Regions from separate parts of the Mus musculus genome. Here regions 1 and 2 are each linked to region 3. The links are chromatin loops, found by intact Hi-C in ENCODE. Cell type or tissue: heart. All regions are shown on one strand.

Region 1 (4,000 bases), 130 kb after region 3:
TTTTACATTTCATTATTACCTCCACTAAGTTCTGAGCGTCCCACTATCTCCAGACATGTTTGAGATAGATGTCAAATGCTTGCTTATTATAGGAAAGGACACAATCGAGATGCGATATGGTGGATGGAGAATACAACCTGTCACAACTGGTGGTGGAGGCTGCTCTGCTCTGTCTTTGCTTAGATTATGGACTGACTTAGAGGAGAATCCATGACTTGGGTTATAATTATTCTCCATCAGAAGCCCACAAACTTTTGCCCATGGGTTAAATATAGCCTAGGTCGTATTTCTATAAGTAAATACGAATTCAGAAAAAGCCAAATGCACTCATCTACATATCATGTATGCTTGCTTTTGTGCTACCTAGCACAACTGAATCGTGGCAACAGATTCAACAAACTATGTGGTTGTGAAGGGCTATTTGTTCTGTAACCCTTTACAGGGAAAGTTTGTTGATCTCTATTTGAACATGTGTAACATGCAGTTATTTAGACCCATCTGAGTGTTTGATTCTGAAGGAGGGCCAAGTACCTGCAAATAATATGTAAATGTTGAGGTTCATGTGCTCTTGGCGTCTATACAAGTGCTTCGGCCCACATGACGCATCCCCAAAGAGTTCCTTATTTTGAGTTGTCTTAGGTGGCTCCTGAACCTTACTGTGACTTGCTTCTAGTAAAACTCTATCCCCCTCATTTTTTTTAATTCTCTCTTGCCATTGAGTTTCAATAAATGACATCATGATTTTTTTTGTAACCACAGAGTGCTTTCTCCCTGCTAGTTAATTTTCTCAAACACCCACAATCTTACCTCCAACACCATGCCAAACGTTTTTGTGTTTACGTGCTGTTGTGATCTCCGAGATATTAATCATGTGTCACCTTTCACAGTTCTATCTTCACTACATTCTATGATATTTTTATATTAGTGGTTGAAATTGGGAGACCTTCTCCATCTCACTTGGCTTAAAATGGTTGCACACTCTATTTCTCCACCATTCGTGGAGTCACTATTCTTGTACAAGTTTTCACTGTATTATACCTGAACTTTATTTATTTAGCTTTTTTTCCAGTGCAAGAGCCTGAAATGGGGGCACTGTGCATGCTAGGTAAGTGTTCTTCCACCAGCCTACCCACATAGTCTTCATTTCCGTATTATCTAAAGAACTGTTTAGAGTTGTCTCACTTTTCCCACAGTCTTAATCTTGAGTAGTTGCTACTTTCATCATGTTATATAGCTGCTCAGAACATTGGCTGCTTATTCTACCCTTCCTGTAAAATAAACGGCTTCTGACCTAGCAATCATTGAAACTGTGGCTCTATCTCTCCTGTCTTCCTTGTTTTGCACCTCTCTCAGATCTTGCCTGTGTTGTCTTCTGCTACCTTATGTCTCTTTATCCTTTCCAGGTCAACAATCATTATATCTGCCAACACCTACATCATACATGTTCTGATGAATATTTATAGGAACATTTTATCCCAACTTTATCCTCTAAGCTCTTAAGGCATTTACATTTAATTATATATTGTCTTAAAATGGGGTTTGATGTGGGTTAGTCTTATTTCCTCCTCATTAAATAAGTATATTCTCCTATCCTATCTCCACAGCCAACTGTAGATTATATTAAATCATATAGAATGAACATGGCAGGGGGTCCTTCTCTTTGCATTTTCAATGTATAATATTCAGTGCAGCCTATCTGATAAAATTATTCTCTGTGTATAGCTGAGATACTGGGGTTTAAAAGTTAAATTATCTGTCCCAGTAAAAAAATGAGTATGAATGACTTCACAGGAATCAGAGCTGGCATTGGGTTGACAAACGCTGGACTCATACTCTTTCTAGGATAGAGTCACAGGTGATGCACACCACCAGCAAAAGAAATCACTTTAGTTTGATATTGCACGAAATAAGTATTTTCTTACAGTCATTATGAACAGCTCTCCCTTTAACAACCACAGAAACAACAAGACTAAATAAATGGGAAGACAACCAAGGAAAAGTTTATGGATGGTTTTCTATGGATATACTCAGGATCTCAAAGCTGTTGTTTTCCCTTCCATCAAGAGCCATTAGCATGCAATCATTAATGGAGATATTTAAGAGATTCCCTCCTTGTTTCCCGTCGACTGAGGGAAATAAGGAAGGCATTTTTCTGTCATCAACATGCACACTGAACTAGAAATCCATGTAGAATATAAACCAAATTACGCCCTTGTATTGACACATTAGCTCCCAGCACTGATGGTGTGCAGGTGTGAGAGCGGCAGGGAGGAAAATTAGATAATCTGATGGCAATTTGCTAATTTACAAGTGGAGAGGAGGTGTTCTGGCTTTTCTTCACTCACATTTCCTCACTTGGCCAAGTACAAGGCAACAGCTCCAGCAGCCAAGGTGATGATCTTGGTGTACTTCCAAGATCTGTCAGGCCTGCCCATCAGCCCTCCACCTTTCCTGCAGGCAGCTACTTGTACTGGCTCTTTGAGCAGCGCAAGGGAGCCAAGGCTTATCAAGAAGTGTGGGGAATGAACAGTTCTTATTTCTGTCAGAAGCACATTCTATTGAGACCATTAGGGAGAATAGATAGGATGTATCATAGTAGGTGACTTCCCAAAGCAGCTTAGTCACTTCAGGCTGAAGGTAGTAGCTTGGTTAGGCCCGAAATAGAGTTAGTTACTTTAAATATCTTTGAAAATAACAATTCCTCTGATGCCATTTATTGTACTTTCCCTTAAGTCTGAAGCATTCATCCTGGTTTTCATGACTGAACAGAAAGAACAAATACTCTAATTTATAACGGATTTCACTGCTGGTAATAATTTAGAAATTAGGTGGTCTCTTAGGGTTTCTACCGCTTTGAATAGATGCCATGACTATGACAACTCTTATAAAAGGAAACATTTAATTGGGGCTGGCTTACAGTTCAGAGGTTTCATTCATTATCATCATAGTGGGAAGCATGGTGGCATGCAGGCAGACATGTGCTGGAGAGGTAGCTGAGGGTTCTACATCTGGATTGGTAAGCCACAGGGAGAAAGAGTGAGCCACTAGGCCTGGCTTGAGCTTCTGAAACTTCAAAGCCCACACCCTAGTGACATACTTCCTCCAACAAGGCCACACCTATGCCAACAACGCCACTCCCTATGAGTCTGCGGAAGTACTTTGATTCAAACTACTACAAGTGACTTTCAAATGTGGAGGATTGTTATATATAAAGAATGATTTGGGGAAAATGAATGAATAGAATCGTATGCTAGTAAATCATTTTTACTTGGAAGAGATTAAAGATTGTGGATTTCTGGAGAAATGGCTCAGCAGTTAGCCACACTTATTGCTCTTGGAGAAGACCTGGGTTTGGTTCCCAGCATACACATGATTGCTTCTCAACTGTTTATAACTCCAGTTTCAGGGGATCTTATGTCTTTTTTTGGTTCTCAAGCACTGTATACACATAATGCACTGTTATACAAGCAAGCAATACACTCATACATATAAAATAAAAATAAATAGCTGAGAGAGAGAGGGAGAAAGAGAGACAGAGAGAAATTAGGCCAAAAATGATGGTACAGTCTGATGCACCAGCACCAGGGAGGCAGAGGCAGGAGAGTTTTCTTTAAATTATCTATCTATCTATCTATCTATCTATCTATCTATCCACCCATCTACCTGATGTATATGAGTACTCTAACCGATGTATATGAGTACTCTATCTACATGCATACCTGCATGCCAGAAGAGGGCATGAGATCATATTAGAGATGGTTGTGAGGCCTGCTGTGGTTGCTGGGTGTAGTGGCTATTCCTGGTTGTCCAGCTGACTATATCTGGAATGAACTACAATCCAAATTTGGAAGGTTCACCAGTGATCCTAATCTGGAGGCTGGGAGATACAAGTTTCTGACCTGGATCTAGGCACGGAGATCTTGAGGCATAGTGGCTATGAATTCCAGAAGATTAAGACTGGGATTAAATTAATATCATCTGGGATTAAAGGCATGGTGCC
Region 2 (4,000 bases), 120 kb after region 3:
GCTTGCAGACAGGGGCCTGATTTAGCTGTCTCCTGCAAGGCTCTGCCAGTACCTGGTAAATACAGAAGTGGATGCTCACAGTCATCCATTGGATGGAGCACAAGGTCCCCAATGAAGGAGACAGAAGACTACCCAGGGATCTGAAGGGGACTGAAGCCCCATAGGAGGAACATCAATATGAACTAACCATTTCCCCGAGAGCAACTTGGAACTATACCACCAATCAAAGAAAACACATGGTGGAACTTGTGCCTCTAGCTGTATATGTAGTAGAGGATGGCCTAGTCTATCATCAATGGGAGGAGAGGCCCTTGGTCCTGTGAAGTTTCTAAGCCCCAGTATAAGGGAATGCCAGGACCAGGAATGGGAGTGGGTGGGTTGGAAATCAGGGGGAGGGGGGAGAGGATAGGGGATTTTTGGAGGGGAAACTAGGAAAGGGAATTTGAAATGCAAATAAAGAAAATATCTGATTAAAAAAAAAAGAAAAAGAAAAGTAAAATTCAGTGCCATTAGGTGTACTTGTACATTGAACACCACTGCTGTCCCTTTTCAGAACTTTGTCATCACCCCCAACAAATATTCGGTGCTCAGTGACTTCCCATGATCCTCTATTACAGTTCCTTGGGACTTTTGCTCCACTTCCTGATTTTTTTATGAATATGGCCATTCTAGGAACTTCCTGTGACTATAATCATACAATATTTGCCGGTCTCTGCTGAGCTTATTTTACTTAGAACATTCTTTCAACACTTAACTGACATCAAAGTATTTATTGAGATTTCACCACATTTTATGGAAGAATAATATTTCCCTGTATCGTAATACCATATATTACCTATTTGTGTCTATCAATATTTGGGTTGTTCCCCCTTTTAGCTATTGTGGATAATGATATGCGTATCTTATTTGAATTATCAATTTCTGGACAAATGTGCAGCTTGGCTCTTCAGATTTCTCATACTTATCTAGAGATAATGTCCAGCTCACTCTACAATAGTAACCTATCCAAATCCACCATGTGGGTTTGCTTTCCTTCATCTGCTTGCTTTTAAGTGAACCTTTTATTTTTCCTTGACGATTCTGTGTGGAACTGAATTCCCAAACTTTCTATCTCATAGACTTTCAGGTGGCTTAGCCAATATGAGGCACTAGAGCCACAGGAAAAACCCACTGGAATCTGAGTTCTGCTGGGCAACCAGTGCTCCTAGGCTCCCCCCACCAGCCCTCTACACAGAGCAGGTACAAACTTAACTACTGCTGATAAACTCTGGGTTACCTCATGTTTTGGGATTTGCGATATTTAACTTTTTTATGACTGTGTTGTTCTTGTCTGGAAGACCACTGATAACTGTCCTACTAGTAAGAGAAAACAGGAAAATGTGTTAGCGCATAGAAGGTGTGCAACAACTTCCACTTGCCTAGAATCCATCACCCACCCACCTGACAGAACAATTCTCTGAGATGCTGTATCACACTCTCTTGTAGTATGCTATAGCTGTGTGAATAAATTCTGGCTAAAGTGAAAAAATGAAATTTCTAATTCTTTTTCAAAAGCCAGCAGCCCTATAGGTTCTCAGTAGCTCCATGCTGGAACATGCAAACAAAGACCATATTTCAGGGTGGGTAGGACCAATTCAAACAGGGGCCCAAGTCCTGGAGAACTCTGTGCCATTCAGCTGTCACTCAACCTCTCTTCTGCCTATAGCTGCAGTTTTACATGAGCATCAAGTTGAACTTTCCCTTTCCTAAGTTGTTACTAATTTGAGACTGTTAATTGCAGCCAAGGCAAATCCTGACCGACTCAGGATCCAAATCCTGAGCTCTCTTTTGTCCTTGACTACTGATGAATCTCTATGTACTTTTCCTTAATTAAAGCAAAGCATTCCATCATTTGATCCTATCCTAAGTTTTGATCTCTTCCTGTTTATGCATATTACTGACCTATTCCCCTCTACAATGCTTTAGAAAAAAAACTTTATCTCATTTAACAGTGTCTGCTTTGTCAATTAAGTTTGCTCTGAAAGGGAAGAGGGGTAAAATTGAAGCTGATATCCAACCTAGAAAATGATTAAAGTCTGGACATTAGAGAATTTTTAATTAAAAGCCTGGGAACATTGTTCCTTGGGTATTAATAAAGTCAGTAAAATGGAGAACCAGTATGACCTAACATCACACGGCAGGCTGTTAGTGTCCTGGTCTGATAGTTCCTCTTTATGAAGCTGATGGACTGTAACTTCACCTAATGATTCCAAGCACAGATAAATCTTGCCTATGCTTTACCCTAGTGGGCATCAATTAGAAATATGGACTTGTAGAATGGTGGTTCCCACACTTTATTGTGTGTGAAAATCATTTGGGGGAACTTTTCTGAAATAAAGAAGATTCATATCCTTTTGTACATCACTTAGTTGGACTGGAGTTCAGGGCTAAGAACTCTCTGTTGACAAGAACCCCTGGTACCTCTTAAGCATATGGTCTGTGGATCACTCTATAAAAGATGCTGAATCTAGAAAACTTGTAAGACAGCCACAAGTGAAAAACCTGTCACCAGCTAAGGGTAGGATAAAAGAACCTTAATTGATGTCTCCTACGTGTCAAAGGATATCCACATATTCAGACAGTATCTCACTTTATGCTTTTAATAAACCTGGGTACTATTGTTTTATAGTGAGTAACCAGACACCTACTTGCTTAAAGTTACAAGACAGCTTGCAAGGCATAGGAGAGTGTATTTAATACTCTATTTCTCCAGTTTCATGTGGTTTATCAGGCTATGCACTCCTAGACATTGACCTATATAGAAAACATCAGGGGCCATCTGCCTGTAGTTTCTTGTTGGGTTGAGTTCATTATTGTGCAATATGGGTAGATAGTAGGAGGAAGAGGAAGTAAGAAGGAGGTTAGGTTATTCCTCTCCTCCTATTACCTATACAAGCAGGATGGGCCCTTGTGAAATCTTTTCTTGTTGGCTCTCTCTACATTTATGTCTTTTTCCATGTTCCTGTAACTACTCCATTTTGCAGTAGTGATATTTGACATTGTATTTCCTGTCAAAATAGGTTGAAGTAGTATGCAAATCCTTTTCTTTTCCCTACTGTCCATCTAGGATGTTGTAACTGTAGTTGTTTCTTCATGGAGTTTGTGGTTTGAATGAAAGTGGCCCCATAGGTTCATGTATTTGAATGTTTGGTCCCCAGTTGCTGGAACTGGTTTTGAAGGATTAGGATGTGTGGTTTTCTTGGAGGTGTGTCACAGTGTGGTGGGTTTTGAGGTGTTAAAAGATCATGGCATTCCCAGAGCTCTGCTGGAACAGTTAGCCTTTTGCTCTGCTTTGTGCTGGTGGACAAGATGTAAGCTTTCAACTACTGTTTTCCATTCCATGGCTCCCTGCCTGCTACCATGCTCCCTGTCAGGATGGTAATGGACTCTAACTCGTCAGAACCATGGCCCCCAACTTAAATGTTTTCTTTTATAAATTGCCTTGCTTATCACGCTTTGTTATGGTAATAGAAATCTAACTAAGACAGAGTTCTCCAAATCATTCCCCTGATGTGTTCTACCTGGGTCCTTGTCAAGACATTGACTGACGAGGCTGCTTGGCTTTGAGCTTTATTCTTTCTATTGTTTCGCTCAACTCTCTTTTTTTCTCTTACAATGCTTAATTTTGATAGGATCAGAGTATTAGTCAGGCTTGCAGAACTTTTGGAATGTATCTATATAAAGGGGGTTGTTAGAATGTTTAATAGGCTGGGGTCTTCTGCCTATGAATGGACAGTCCAAGAGTCTAGTAGTTGTTCAGTCCAAGAGGTTGGATGTCTCAGCTAGGCTTCAGTATATGCTAGAATATCAGAGAAACAGACTCTAATGCTAGCGAAGGAACAAACTTGCTGTAAAGGATGACAGCAAGCAGGCAAAGAGAGAGAGGCTCCCCTTTTCCCATGCCCTTTATGTAAGAAGGTGTGATCCATATTAAAGGTGGAGCTTCCTATCTCAAAATATC
Region 3 (4,000 bases):
GTTATATTAAACTCTGAACGTACCCCGGGGTGTGTGGTACACAACTTTAATCCCAGAATTGCAGAGGCAGTCTGGTCTACAGAGGAAATACTAGGACACAAGGACTGTTACAGAGAAACCTTGTCTTTGAAAACAACGCAAAACACAACAGAACAAAAACCAAACAAAATAGCTTGTAGGGAGCCGGGGCAGTGGCTCAGTGGATAAAGTATTTGGCATTTAAGCATGAAGACCTGAGTTCAGACCACCAACTCCTACACAGCTGAGTTTGTTTTTAGGCATAGTGGTGCATATCTGTAATCTCAATACTCAGAAGGCAGAGGCAGGTGGGTATCTATGAGTTTGAGTCTAGCCTTCTTCATAGAGCAAATTCCAGGCCAGCCAGTGCTATACAGTGAAACCTTTTTTTTTTTCAAAAACAACAACAACAACAACAACAAAAAACCAAATGATTAACTGCTGGGTATATGGTGTACGTCTATCATTTCAGTGCTGAGAGGTCGGAGGCAGGAGGATCCCTGGAGCTCACTGGCCAACCAGTTTATCTAATCTATGAGATCCAGGTTCAGTGATAACCTGAAACACAAATATGATGAAAAAAAAAACAGTAAAAAGACATGCAACTCCAACCTCTGGTCTTCACACGTGCATGTGCATGTGCGTGTGTGTGTGTGTGTGCGTGTGCACAAACATAAGATACATACTCCCGTGTGTCCTTGACATGAATGGGACTTAGAATTATAGCTCAGTTGCCACAGTAGCTTGCCTAGTATTAAGAAGCCCTGGTTCCAATCCCCAGCACTGCATAAACCCAGTGTGGTAGTATACATCTATAATCTCACAGAGAGGGGAGACAGGCAGATCAGAAGTTCAAGGTCACTCCTGACTATATAGTAAATTTGAGGGTTGGGCCAGCCTATATGCGACCTAGTCTCAAAAACAAAAACAAAACATAAAAAAAATTAAAATAAAACTGAAAAAAAAAGTTACATTTATTCAACTGGAAACTGGCACTTTGTGTTTGGCACCTTCAGCTCTGTTCAGTGAGAAGCAGGTTATCTTTCTGTTCAGTGGGAAGCAGGCTATCTTTCATACAGTACTTGCTTTGGGCTCCAGACCCTGTGTGCCAGCTATTCTAGAATCCTTACAGCTCCCCATTTCACCACAAAGATTCTGGCCTATGTTGTACCTTCTTTCTTCTTTCAGATGTTATCTTTTTATGCCTCTGACACCATGAATACTAACTCCTCTATCTTTTAGGATGTCCTTCTCCAGGAATCACATTCTTTTTTTTTTTTTTTTTCTGCGGCAAAGCTTTATTGCTTACTCAGGAGCAAGAGAGGAAGAGCGTGGCAGAGAGAGGCAGAGAGGGAGAGAGAGAGACGCAGAGAGAGAGAGAGGCAGAGAGCAGAGGAAGAGAGCGGAGGAAAAGACGAAGAGAAAGAGACTAAGAGAAGAAGAGACGAAGAGAGGAAGAAACGAAGAGCCACATTCTTTATAAACTTTTCCCTCTTTCTAGATCTAGTCAAGAACTCCATCCTGTGTGATAGTATGGCTTCTGAAACTTCTATCACCAAATCCCCTATAAACCCTCTATTTAATATAATTATCACCCCCCTTTCTAAACCCCGGGACTTGTATGTGCCTGCCAAGCCTCTTACGAAGAAGCAATACCTCAACCTCCTCCTCAGCCTTTGGAGGATGCTGCCATATCTTCTCTGAGTTTTATTTAAACACTATGTAGTATCAGATATATAGTAAGTGCTTAATGTATAATTGTAAAATTTTGATGGATATGATGTTGATGAAGACGCATTTTGGGTTTTCTTTCTTTCTTTTTTTTAATCTAGCAATTGGGTTTGCACACTTGGACTCAATTGCATTTAGTCCAGAGTATGGCATAAATATCGAAGCTCTCAAACCCAGCGATTGAGAGCATTGGCCAGGCCATGGGTTCTGGCTGATCTCTGCTCACTTCTCGGGCTCATCATAGTCCAGCTGTGTGATGTAAAAACCACAATTTTTTTTTTCAAAACTTAGTTGCTTCATCTTTAAAATAGGCAATGCACTCGCCACCTCATTGGGTTGCCTTGATGACAAAATGAGCTCATAGGAAAGGCATGTGACACCATGCTTAGCAAGTAAAAAAGAACTGGTGAGGGCCTACTGTTTTATTATTGTCACAGTTCCCAAAGTTCCATTGAAAATCAGAGACACAAATATCTCCATGTTCAAAGGCTAGGAAAAGAAACAGAATGCCCATATATCAGGCCTTTGCACTTTCCTGCCACCTTCCAGGCCACAGTCCCTCTACTCTGGTTCCACTCTCCTCCAGATTAGAGCAGACATTCAGACAGTTGCCTGATAAAGGGAGGTTCTGACACTTCAAAGGCAGGCAGTGACTTGCCTGGCAGGCAACAGGCAACTTGGCAGAAGGCTCGGGAACAGATTTTTGGAGTTAAGTGTTCAGGGTTACCTCCTCTCACCCCAGCAACAAAGGAAGAAGGCTGGGCACGTTCAGAGGAAAGATGTCAGGTAACTCCACATCTCATGATGGGAAAGGAACAAATAAGACTTCTCCCTGGGAAAGTCTTCTATTCAGAAAGCAAAGGACATGTCTTCACGAAAGAATGTGTTTTTCAGGCAAGTTAAGTTTGAGGTCTTTGGGGGTGGGGTGGGCCTGAATTGCTTCTGGATATATTTTTTGTAATTTGTATCAGGTGTGAGTTAGTGCTGCAGTTGCCCAAAATAACAGCCAGTAAGCAGGTCTAAGATTTACTGAGCAGGCACTGTGGGTTACTAAGATTTTATAGACAATCATTGGCTGGAACACCAGTCCCATTTCAGGGGTCTCCATAATCACCTGAGAGAGGAGGGCAGGTACATGAGTTTGTCACTGCCCTGTGGCTAGAATGCATAGGGCTGAGGCCAGAAACCAGATCTGCTCTAACCACTGACTGTAAGATGGACTGTATGTTAGGAAAAAAAATCTCTAACTCCAATAGGAGTAGAGGAGAGAAAGAAGTAATTGTGTTGTGTAAACTAGTTTTCATTAAACACAAATCCTAGCTATGGGGTGCTGTAGACGAGTTTTACCTACAGAAAGGTAGCTCATTTCTCTTTTAACAGTTTATAGTCTTTCATAGCTTGGCTGTAGTGGTTCTCAAATGAGTACAGGTTTTGTTCCATGAGGGACAACTGGCACTGTATGGAAAACATTTCCAGTCATTACTCATGGAGGTTACTACTACCATCTAGCGAGTGGAGGTCAAGACACTGCTAAACACCTAAGAATGCGTAGGAGAGTTCCCCAAGAAAGACTTCTCCAGCTTGAAATGTCAAATGTGCTAAGGTTGCTTTAGCAGGCAGAGATCTTTGCTTATTTTCTATTCTTGGTTGTGAGCCAAATATATCACTCTCAAAATAGGTCAAGATAAAAACCAACCTAAGAGGGCCTCTTGTCTGCACAGGAAAGGAGGTGAATTTCAAACCCCTCTTCCAGTCATCATTTTCTCATCTTATTTGATTTTTATATTCAATGCAATCAAAACCTTTAAAACCAAATCACTCCTAACTTCTAGAACCCTCACAGGCATGCCATTAGAAAAATCAAGATCGGATGATTTAGACAGGTTCGCTCAATTAATTAGTACGTTTGGAAGAAGTTACATGATAAGGGAAGGACAAAAGTGATGTATGTGGCCATAAAGCTAAGCTTTGCTATCAGGTATGTGGTTTTGGGGGTACTGGTTCCATTTCTACCACTCCTTGTCCACAAGAAACTAAAGGGTATCCCCCTCACTGAGAATATGATTAAAGAATCAGTTTTAAGATTTTACCCTCTCCTATATGAGGATGGTGGATATATATATATATATATATATATATATATATATATATATATCCTGTTACTTCTCATGTGTCCTAGAAAAGTGGAAGCCATCATGCTGTGAAGGTTAGCTTTTTGTGTCAACTCAAACTGAGCTTCAGGGTGTCCACA

What was found. Hi-C counts contacts between places; a loop is a spot of excess contacts. Peaks named below come from ENCODE experiments on the same cell type or tissue, not always from the same donor. Only the 100,000 strongest peaks of a DNase experiment are listed, where the experiment ranks them.
Region 1: a loop joins it to region 3, with 2.2 times the contacts of the local background. A loop is called at or near these places in 4 of 42 quality-filtered maps.
Region 2: it touches region 3 in a loop (2.2-fold over the local background); 4 of 42 quality-filtered maps call a loop at or near these places.

The regions. Positions count from the first base shown.
Region 1 is chr15:53,590,370-53,594,369 of GRCm38, forward strand. All of the region lies in intron 4 of Samd12 (sterile alpha motif domain containing 12), which reads right to left. Among named protein-coding and RNA genes, the nearest start is that of Gm23200, 21 kb to the right of the region's middle. In heart, no CTCF peak of the experiment used is centred here; a DNase peak (open chromatin) is centred at 2,422.
Region 2 is chr15:53,583,114-53,587,113 of GRCm38, forward strand. All of the region lies in intron 4 of Samd12 (sterile alpha motif domain containing 12), which reads right to left. Among named protein-coding and RNA genes, the nearest start is that of Gm23200, 28 kb to the right of the region's middle. In heart, no CTCF peak of the experiment used is centred here; no DNase peak of the experiment used is centred here.
Region 3 is chr15:53,465,201-53,469,200 of GRCm38, forward strand. All of the region lies in intron 4 of Samd12 (sterile alpha motif domain containing 12), which reads right to left. Among named protein-coding and RNA genes, the nearest start is that of Ext1, 120 kb to the left of the region's middle. In heart, no CTCF peak of the experiment used is centred here; a DNase peak (open chromatin) is centred at 2,391; H3K4me3 peaks cover 477 bases; H3K27ac peaks cover 2,299 bases.